Regions from separate parts of the Homo sapiens genome. Here region 1 is linked to region 2. The links are chromatin contacts, found by Hi-C or POLR2A ChIA-PET in ENCODE. All regions are on one chromosome and are shown on one strand. Each heading gives the region's core, a stretch centred on a gene start or an enhancer-like site at or near the end of the contact. The rest is flanking DNA. Distances are from core to core; before and after follow the strand shown.

Evidence for each region. A loop is a pair of places that touch in the nucleus more often than their neighbours do. ChIA-PET counts read pairs that join two places held with the same protein, here RNA polymerase II (POLR2A). Pooled maps may share reads with other maps.
Region 1: a pooled map shows a loop between it and region 2 (5-fold over the local background). The contact joins two enhancer-like sites. A Hi-C loop is called at or near these places in 6 of 50 pooled maps. POLR2A ChIA-PET finds 5 or more read pairs at or near these places in 4 of 52 experiments (B cell, OCI-LY7, activated T-cell and 1 more).

Annotation. Positions count from the first base shown.
Region 1 is chr14:91,300,073-91,304,956 of GRCh38, forward strand. It overlaps CCDC88C (coiled-coil domain containing 88C), which reads right to left. Exons shown (of 30, transcript NM_001080414.4): 20 at 3,629-3,906. Among named protein-coding and RNA genes, the nearest start is that of GPR68, 58 kb to the left of the region's middle. RefSeq lists silencers at 3,131-3,190, 3,351-3,510. Within about 2 kb of position 3,384, at least 5 of the 41 ENCODE cell types and tissues checked have a DNase peak (open chromatin) inside an H3K27ac peak, as active enhancers do; they include B cell, where a contact is called at or near this core.
Region 2 is chr14:91,019,418-91,024,551 of GRCh38, forward strand. The region is part of intron 1 of RPS6KA5 (ribosomal protein S6 kinase A5); the gene reads right to left. Among named protein-coding and RNA genes, the nearest start is that of RPS6KA5, 39 kb to the right of the region's middle. RefSeq lists enhancers at 2,947-2,996, 3,007-3,126, 3,207-3,366. Within about 2 kb of position 3,259, at least 8 of the 41 ENCODE cell types and tissues checked have a DNase peak (open chromatin) inside an H3K27ac peak, as active enhancers do; they include B cell, where a contact is called at or near this core.

The DNA of each region.
Region 1 (4,884 bases), core at 2,134-4,633, 280 kb after region 2:
GTTGGAGGGAAGCACCTGCCGTGAGTCTGGCCAGGGCCTTCTTTTCCGACAGGTAACTCACATCCCAGAGGATCTGCGTGCCTCCCGTGAGAAAATGGGATTCCTCTGGAGAGTCTCTCTGCAGAAGTGAGGGGCATGGGGCAGGGAACAGGCGGGGAGCGCAGCCACTGGGAGCCATGTCAAGGCCAGCGCCAAGCCCTGGAGCCCAGAATCCTCTTCCTCCAGCCCGTTCTGTCTCCATAGTCCCTCCATGCCCTGATAAAGCAGTCGCTCTTCCTTTAGCCACCTGACAATGTGATGACTACATTTTCTGAGCTCCATGCCCTTCTCTTTTAGGGAATTATAAATACGCTACTAGGTAGTTCACTAAGCACAAATAAATCTAAGAGAAACCACAAAACAAACAGTGGAATTCCGCTGCACATCACAGCTAATCTCACCCTCCAAGGGCTGGAGAAGCCTCTCCCTCTCCCCTTAGGAGCCTGCATCCACTTGTTCTTAGTCTGGCCTTCCCCAGGGGACAGAGGCTCACCCAGGAGCTGCCAGGGACTAGTTGTCACATACACACAGCAGCTCTCCTCAGGCGCCTTAGCCACAGCCCTCACCGTCCCCACAACTTTCTCCTTACCCTCAAGGCTCTAATCTTCTCCAGGCTCTAATCTATCTTTGTCGGCTGCACTGGCCATCTCTTGGGGGGCAGAGTACAATGATGTAGCCCCATAGGTCCCGGCCCCTCCCCTTCCCAGCCTGTTTCAACCTCGTGTGTTCACGGGTGACCCAGGATCTCCTAGCAGACTGGAAGTGTTGAGAAGTCTGAGGCACAGTCTCCTGATCTTTCCCATTCAGGCAAATTCTTCTCTACAGACCCCTTCCTGAGTGTCTCACACCCAAAGACAATCTGACAGAGGCTAGCCAGTGTCCCTGGGGTTTCTGGCCTTTCTCTTCAGGACTCCACTGCACCTTGTTGGAAAAGCACATTAATCAAGCATGTCTCTAACCATTAGCAATGACCCAACTGTAGGGCAGAAACTTTATAACTCTTACTCACCACTGAATCCCCGTGTGAGGAATGACACGTAGTGAATGCTTGTTAGAGCAATGAGTGGGTGAGCGTCTCCGATTTTAGTGTCAAATGAGAAGAAGAGAAAACCATCATCCTTGTGTGCCATGTACCTACACTCCTAAACCTGTAGCCCTGCTGCAGACACAGCAAGGGAGCCTCCAGTCATCTGTCCAACCAGCAAAAAGCACTGAGTAACTACCACATGCTGTACTGAGCAAGGACCTGCAGGGAAAACAACAGTCCAGACTCCACCTGCCAAAACCTTTGCTCTCTGAATGCACATTAAGAATACAATAAGGGGTCAGCACGGTGGCTCACGCCTATAATCCCAGCATTTTGGGAGGCCGAGACAGGTGGATCACTTGAGGTAGGGAGTTCAAAACCAGCCTGGTCAACATGGTGAAACCCCATCTCTACTAAAAAATACAAAAATTAGCCGGGTGTGGTGGTGCATGCCTGTAGTCCCAGCTACTTGGGAGGCTGAAGTAGGAGGATTGCTTGAAGCCGGGAGGTGGAGGCTGCTGTGAGCCAAGATCGCTCCACTGCACTCCAGCCTGGGCGACAGAGTGAGACTCCATCTCAAAATAAAGAAAGAAGGAAAGAATACAATACAGCATTATTTAATACGACATAACATAACACTAAGAATAAGGCACGCAAGTGCCTGGTGAGTGCTGGGCATCATGCTAGTATCAGACTTACACGAATGCTTCATTAGTTTGTCAGCTGGGTGCAACTCCTACCATGTCTAGACACAGCACCACGTACACAATAAATGTCACACAAATAACAAGATGGGTGGGGGAAGACGAGGGAGAGATCAAAGTGAAAAGAGGCAGAAGATGCTACTTTAGGCCGGAAGGAGTAGTCTTATAGTTTCAGATGCCTCAACAGCCCCTGAAGGATGGAGATCTGGATGGATAAAAGGGGTGAAGAACTCCAGATAGAGACAAAAAGGAAGCACTTGGCAAGTGAATAAATGAATGTCATCACCACCCATGAACCCACAAGCATCATCAGCGCCCGCACAAGGCTTTTGTGATTCAATGACATTTGTGGCTCCTGACCGTGGAGATGTCCTCCCCACTCCCACCTTGAAGAACCAACGATCACTTAGCCATGTTGTTGAGGCGGCTCCAAAGGATATACCATCAGCAGGGCCATTTCCCAGGCAAAGGAAGTAGATCTTGCTCCCTCTGTTGTACTCCAAGTACCTGAGAGCCTCTCTTTAGCCATGTCTCTCTCATGCATCAGATTCAGGTGCACATCACACCTGCCCCTCAGACTCTGGAGAGCAGCATCCTACCTCTCCTAGCCCTCCCTGGATCCTGCCATGCCCTGCGCAGGTGCCTGGTACCATCACTGATCAGCAGGAGACAGAATCCCAGCCCAGATTGGCTGACTTAATGAATACAAAACCCAAGACCATGAACTGTCAAGAGTGCAAAGTTAAGATGTGTGCATTTCAATGTAAGTTTTACCTGTAAAAAATGGGGTGAGGGTGTGGAGAGTGGGAGGTGCACATGAAATGAGAACAGCAGGACATAAATGACTGTCGAGAGTGCATGATGCATACACAAGAGTTTCACTATATGATTCTGCTTCCTTTCTATATGTTCGGAAGTTTCCATAATTAAAGGTTAAAAATGAAAAAAAGCAAGCGAGACCTTGATATGAAAGAGAAGAGCTGGGAGGCCAGAGAAGGCATACCCCTACAAACGGAGCCGTGGAGAATTCCCTCCTTATTTCTGTTTTGGGGAGAAAAGAGACAGAAGAGAACCCTTAGGGATCAGGGCCCCAAAGGCCCACTGGAAATAGTAGAGGCATCCCCTTCTCCACACAGGAGCCCCTCTTACTACTGTCTTCAGTTGCACAAATTCCAAATTGCTAAAGGTAACGTTTATTTCCTTCCTTTTGGGAAAGCTCAGGTGCCCCAACAATGGGAAGCAGCTGGCCAAGAGATTTCCTGCAGGGGAGGTCCAGGGAAGTCCCAGTCCTCCGCGCAGCCTGACAGACTCCCCAGGCCTGGCCTCAGGCCCCGCTGCAGGCCTACCCAGGGGCCCCACCTCCACCCTCCTTCACCTCCCCTCCCCACACACCCTGCCTCTCCCCCGGGCCCTGCCCACTTCCCCAAAGCCCTGCCTCTCCTGAGACCCTCTCCTGAGACCCCACCTCTGCTCCAGGCTCCACCTCTCCTCCAGGCTCCACCCTTCTCACGAGGCCCCCGCCTCTCGTCCAGGCTCCACCCATCTCCCCCAGTCCCTGCCTTTCCCACAGGTCCTACCCACCTCCCCCAGACCCCGCCTCTCTCCAGGCTCCACCTCTCTCCCCAGGCTCTGCCTCTCCTCCAGGCTCCACCCCTCTCCCCAGGCCCCACCCCTCCTCCAGGCTCTATCACTCTCCCCCAGGTCCCACCCATCTCCTCCAGGCTCCACCCATCTTCCCCAGGCCCTGCCTCTCCCCTAGGTCCCACCCATCTACCCCAGGCCCCACCTTTCCCCCTGGGCCCAGCCTCTCCTCTGGACTCTACCCCTCCCCAGATCCCCTTCCTTCCCCAGGCCCTACCTCTCCCCGAGCTCCTTGTGCTCCAGCTCCAGATTCCGATGCAGTGTCTTTAGGCAGCTGTGCTGGCGGATGAGGGCCTCGTACTCGGCCGATTGCCGCTCGTGCAGCGTGCCCAGGTGCTCGTGGTCCTGCAGCAGGGCCTCGTAGGCCGCTGTAAGTTGCTCCTGCTGCCTCTGCAGGCTTTCGTTCTCCGTCTCCTTGGCCGTGTGGTGGTTCTGCAGCAGCGTGTACTGCGCGGTGAGCGCTGCGCTCTGGGAACTCAGCGTGGAGTTCTCCACCTGCCGAGAGGGAGAAGCGCGGCGTGGCGCAGGCCCCACAGTCAGCGAGGAGGGCTGGGGAGCAGGTCAAGTGCTCGAGCAGACACGAAAATAGCCGGGACCCTCAGGGCAGAAGACCCAGAGGGTACCCAGGATGGCTGTTCCAGAACTTAAGCAACTGCTGTGGGAAGGGGACTAAACCGCATAGACGGGCACTCAGAGGGTACTTCAGTCCTGAGCCACTCGCCACAAATGTGAGCTGCTGGGGCAGATGATGTCCTTTCCCTGGATAACTCCCTTGTGTGCTGTGCCCTCTCTGACTATTTTTTAAAAACCTCTTTTCAGCTGACTGTGGTGGCTCAGGCTTGTAATCCCAGGACTTCAGGAAGCAGAAGCAGGAGGGTCACTTGAACCAAAGAATTCAAGACCAGCCTGAGCAACATAGTGAGACCCCATCTCTACAAAAAAAAAGTATTTTTAACTTAGCTGGGCATGGTGTTGTATGCCTATAGTCCCAGCTACTTGGGAGGCTGAGGCAGGAGGACTGCTTGAGCCCAGGAGTTGGAGGTTATAGTGAGCTATGATTGCAGCACTGCACTCCAGCCTGGGCGACAGAGTGAAACCCTGTCTCTTACAATGAAAACAGAACCTATTTTCTAGAACAAGTATACAGAATATCTGTAAATAAGGATATAGAATACCTGAACAATACTATCAACCTACTTAACATAATTGATATTTGTATACCTCTCCATCCAACAACATCCAAAATCATCAGAAAACTGAAGAGGAGGGAATACTTCCCAAATCATTTTATGAAGCCAGAATTACCCTGATATTAAAACCAGATTAAGACTGTAAGAAAAATTCAAAATAGTAAGTCAATATACTATTTTCTTGTTACCAGAACAAATTCCGATTTCTTTGCCAAACAGTTTCCTGTTGATTGTCCTTGCCCCATAAGATACATATTTTCAAACTTTTCTCAGAAATTGCAAT
Region 2 (5,134 bases), core at 2,009-4,508:
CTTCAGACTTTATATGCAACACTAGCTCTTCCTGATTCTACAGTAGAAGGTCTCCAGACTCAAATGGGACCACTAACTTTCCTGGGTCTCCACCCTGCCTGGCCACCATGCAGAGTTTGGACCTGCCAGTCTCCATAATCACAGGAGCCAATTCCTTATAATAAATCTTTTTATATTTATACACACACACATAGTCCTTTACTTACAATGATTCTATTTACAGTTTTTTTTACTTCATAACACTGCAAAAGTAATACACATACAGTAGAAACGGTACTTCTCTCACAATGCTTGGCAGTAGCGGTAAGCCATAGCTCCCACTCAGCCAGACATTTTCATCTTAGGATATTTTCAACTTATAATGGTGTTATCGGAACATAACCTCATTGTAAGTCAAGTAGCATCTGTACATACAGTCATGCATCACTTAACAATGGAGATATTGTCTGAGAAATGCATCATTAAGCAACTCTGTCATTGTATGAACACCATAGAATGTGCTTACTCAAACCTAGATGGTACAGCCTACTATACACCTAGGCTAGATGATCTAGCCTATTGCTCCTGGGCTACAACCCTGTACAGCATATGACTGTAAGGAATACTATAGGCAACTGGAGCACAATGGCAAGTATTTGTCTAATTAAACACATCTAAACATAGAAAAGTTACAGTAACAACACCGTATTATAATCTAATGGGACCACTGTTGTATAGCAGTCCATCACTGACTGAAATGTCACTGTGGCACATGACCATTTGTGTTTATGTGGGTGTGTGTGTGTGTGTGTGCATGTACACGTGTGTGTGTATGGCCCTCCATGTCCATGGGTTCCAAATCTGTGAATTCAACCAATTATAGATTTAAAATATTCAAAAAAAGTGATGAAACATAATGATACAACAATAAGAAATAATACAGTATAACAATAATTTACATACAATTTACATTGTATTAGGTATTTAAAGTAATGTAGAGATGATTTAAGGTATGTAGGAGGATGTATAGATTATATGCAAATACTATGCCAATTTATATAAGGGACTTGAGCATCCACAGATTTTGGTATCTATAGGGGATCCTGAAACCAATCTCCTATGGATGCTAAGGAATGACTGTGTGTGTGTGTGTGTGTGTGTGTGTGTGTGTGTGTGTGTGTGTGTGTTTATATGTGTATGTGTATGTATATATCCTATTGTGTGTGTGTGTGTGTGTGTGTGTGTGTGTGTGTGTTTATATGTGTATGTGTATGTATATATCCTATTGGTCCTGGTCTCTGGAGAAGCCTAATACATTATTACAGCACTTTTTCCTTGAGTATAAAATCCAGTATATAATCAAGTATATAATCAGATATTGCCTTTATTTTGTCATGTCTCTTAGGTCTCATTTCATCTGGAAGTTTCTCAATTTCTGTCTTTTAGGACTGACTTTGTTGAGGAATATTGTTTTTTATTTAAATATAATTTTTTGTTTCACTGGCACTTCATCATCATTCAGGTTATGCATGTTCAATACTTAGGTGATGTGTGCTTTGCAGGTATCCAAACCCGAAGCATACAACATCAGTCTGTCCCTCATTAATGACATTAGATTTATCATCCAGTTAAAGTGATGTCCAGTTTATCCACTGTATAGGTGGATAAAGCAATAGGGAAATAAAGCAATCCATAGGGACACATTTTAGGGCATGAAAAATACGCTGTTCTTCATCAAAATGTCCTATCTAGATTGAGCATTCACTGACAATTCTTGCCTGAACTAATCCTTACTATAATGGTTACAATGGAGTAACTTTCTGACTCTTCCACTTCTTCCAAGTTTATCAGTCAGCATTGCACCACAGAGAAGAGACCTCCCTTATTCCTGCTTAGATATCTACCTATCTATTAGGCTACTCATGAATCACCATTTTTTTCAATGCTTTAATACTCATTCTTGGTCAGGCACAATGACTCACACCTGAAATCCCAGCACTTTGGGAGGCTGAAGCAGGAGGATTGCTTGAGCCCAGGAGTTCAAGACCAGGCTGGGCAACACAGTAAGATCCGTCTCTATTTCAATTTAAAAAAATAAGCCAGGCATGGTGGTTCTCGCGATTCTCCTGCCTCAGCCTCCTGAGTAGCTGGGATTACAGACACATGCCACCATGCCTGGTTAATTTTTGTATTTTTAGTAGAGACAGGGATTCATCATACTGGTCAGGCTGGTCTCTAACTCCTGACCTCAGGTGATCCGCCCACCTCAGCCTCCCAAAGTGCTGGGATTACAGGCATGAGCCACCACACCCAGCCTTTCCCTAATCATTTTAATGCACAAGTTGTCCCAGATTTGGTCACTGGAAGCACTTTCAAAAGCCGGCTCTGTGTCCTGACATGCCCCCTTTCTTTACTTTTCTTTTTCTTTCTCTCTTTCTATTTTTGAGAACTTCATTTGTTCTCTTACAAGTAGCCTTGATTCCTTTTAATGGGAAATAAGATCTTATGGAATCTTAATAGAAACCAAGATCTGGGCATCAGGTATGCTGCTTGCTACTGAGGTACCTTGCCTTCTAGGCTCTTTCATGAACAGAGCTAGGACATACATATTTAGATCATATATTTATGCATATTTAGGTCATTTTATATACATTTAAATCTGGTGCACAAATATTTATGCTGTACATGAACTTATATTGTATACATATGTGGTATGCGTGTTTCATAATATTATAAGGAATGCCTTATTCAGTTGACTTGTAACCATTTGCTTTTAATTTCCTCATGCAGGAAACTATTTGAATGTGAAACTGACTTTAAACTTGTTTACTGATTGAAGTCATCCCAAATGAACCAAAAAGCATATAGCCAACTTACTCAGAACAAGAATATGATGTACAAGAATAATGATCAAATTGAATGGTGAAACCCAAATATTATAATGGGGATCCAATGGAATGTGAAGTATATCAATAATGTCCATGTCTCTACCTAGTATGAAAGCCTGGTCTGCTACCCATCACTAAACCACTTATGAAACAACCTGTCTGCTCACTTCTCTGTGTCTTTCCAATAAATATCAGAGTGGCAGCAACTAGAGGATGGTTGGTGGCAGTTAAAGCAGAAAAAAAAGGTTGAGCATCTAAGAATTCAGGTCCTACCTCAGTTTCCTACCACATTTTTAGACTGGAAATAAATGCCTGAATTTGAAAATGTTTACATGGTTTGCATGGTTTCTGATTCTGTTTCTGTGTGTTACATTTCAAGGAACTAGATGTTTGCTATGACTTCAAGTGAAATTGAAATTGAAACTAAAATCGGGAACAAGTATGCACATGTACTTATGCTCTTGCATACTTATGTAATTACAAATATATATTCAATATAATTTAAGATTTGTGTACTACTGTCCGGGCGTGGTTGCTCACACATGTAATCCCAGCACTTTGGGAGGCCGAGGCAGGCAGATCACCAGGTCAGGAGTTCGAGACCAGCTTAGCCAGCATGGTGAAACCCCATCTCTACTAAAAATGTAAAAATTAGCTGGGCATGGTGGCGCACGCCTGTAATCCCAGCTACTCAGGAGGCTGGGGCAGGAGAATCACTTGAACCGAGGAGGCGGAGGTTGTAGTGAGGTGAGATCACGCCACTGCACTCCAGCCTGGCAACAGAGTAAAACTCTATCTAAAAAAAAAAAAAAAAAAAAGATTTGTGTACTACTCTTCTACCTATGGGCCCATCCTTGTTCCTTAGTCTCAGCTCTACAAATAAGTATATTAAGTGCTCACCATCAGGTTGTTTTCTCAATCTGTTTGGATGAAATTCATTGTCTAGTAGATCCTCAGGGAGACTACCTGTGTAGGGTATTCTCTGAGCTCTTGAGTGCTCAAATTTTTTCTTTTTTTTTTTGGAGACAGAGTCTCACTCTGTTGCCCAGGCTGGACTGCAATGGTGTGATCTCCTCACTGCAACCTCTGCCTCCTGGGTTCAAGCGATTCTCCTGCCTCAGCCTCCCAAGTAGCTAGGACTACAGGCGTGCACCACCATGCCTGGCTAATTTTTGTATTTTTAGTAGAGATGGGGTTTCACCACGTTGGCCAGGCTGGTCTTGAACTTCTGACCTCATGATCCACCCACCTCGGCCTCCCAAAGTGCTGGGATTACCGGCATGAGCCACCGTGCCCAACCTCAAACTTTGTTTTATAGCCTTAATCTTGAAGGCAGTTAGTTGGATATAACTCTTGCTTTGTACTTTCTTTCCCTAAGTTTCTTTAAAAAAAAACCACCAACACAAAGTTGCTCCAGTGCTGCCTTGCTTTGTATGTCACTTTTAAGAAGTTGGATGCCAACCTAACTATCCTTCCGTTTATAATTTATTTTATCTTTTTGCCTAAAGCCCTGAGGATTTTTTAAAATATTAAAATCTAACAATATCACTCAATATTGAAGTCTAATAGTATTAATAGGATATATCTCAGAGCTGTTTGTTATGAGAACTGATAATTGTATCATTATCAATTTTCCCCAGTACCTAGTAAGCCATTTCAATGTGTATACTCAAGTCTTCTTTTATTCTCAGAATTACATTTGCTGAATAATTTTTCTTCTTTAAGGACTCCAGTTCTACATGTTACATTTTCTTTGCCTGTTCTCCATTTCAGCCACTTTTTCTCTGACATTTTTTCTTTCTGTATTTAATTAAGTGTTCCCCTGCTTTTCTTCAATGCCCTTATTAAATTTGTATTTAAATCTATTCTTCCTTGGAGAACTTGTAAATATATTCATCATTTCTGATACAATTCTGTCTTTTCCTTTTTTTTCCCAGAATCAATTGTCATTGTCATTTTTTTTCCAGAATCCATTTCCTCCCTTTTCTTGTCCATTTCTTTCTTCGTTTTTAATACCTGATTCCAGGTGTTATGTTTCTCTTTTTATATCATCTAATGCTTGTCTCAGGACATTTATTCAGTTTGGAGTATTATATTCCTGTTTTTTTTCTACATAATGGTTGGATTTGGAGGAATATTTTTATTTGCATTTTCTGTTTTCCTTTTACAGTAGTTTTGTAGTAATTTGTTCTATTTCTAGGCATTTATTACACAGCATTCTAAGTATAAAAAGTCACTAACAGTTTAGTGAGGTTCACTTTGTTTAA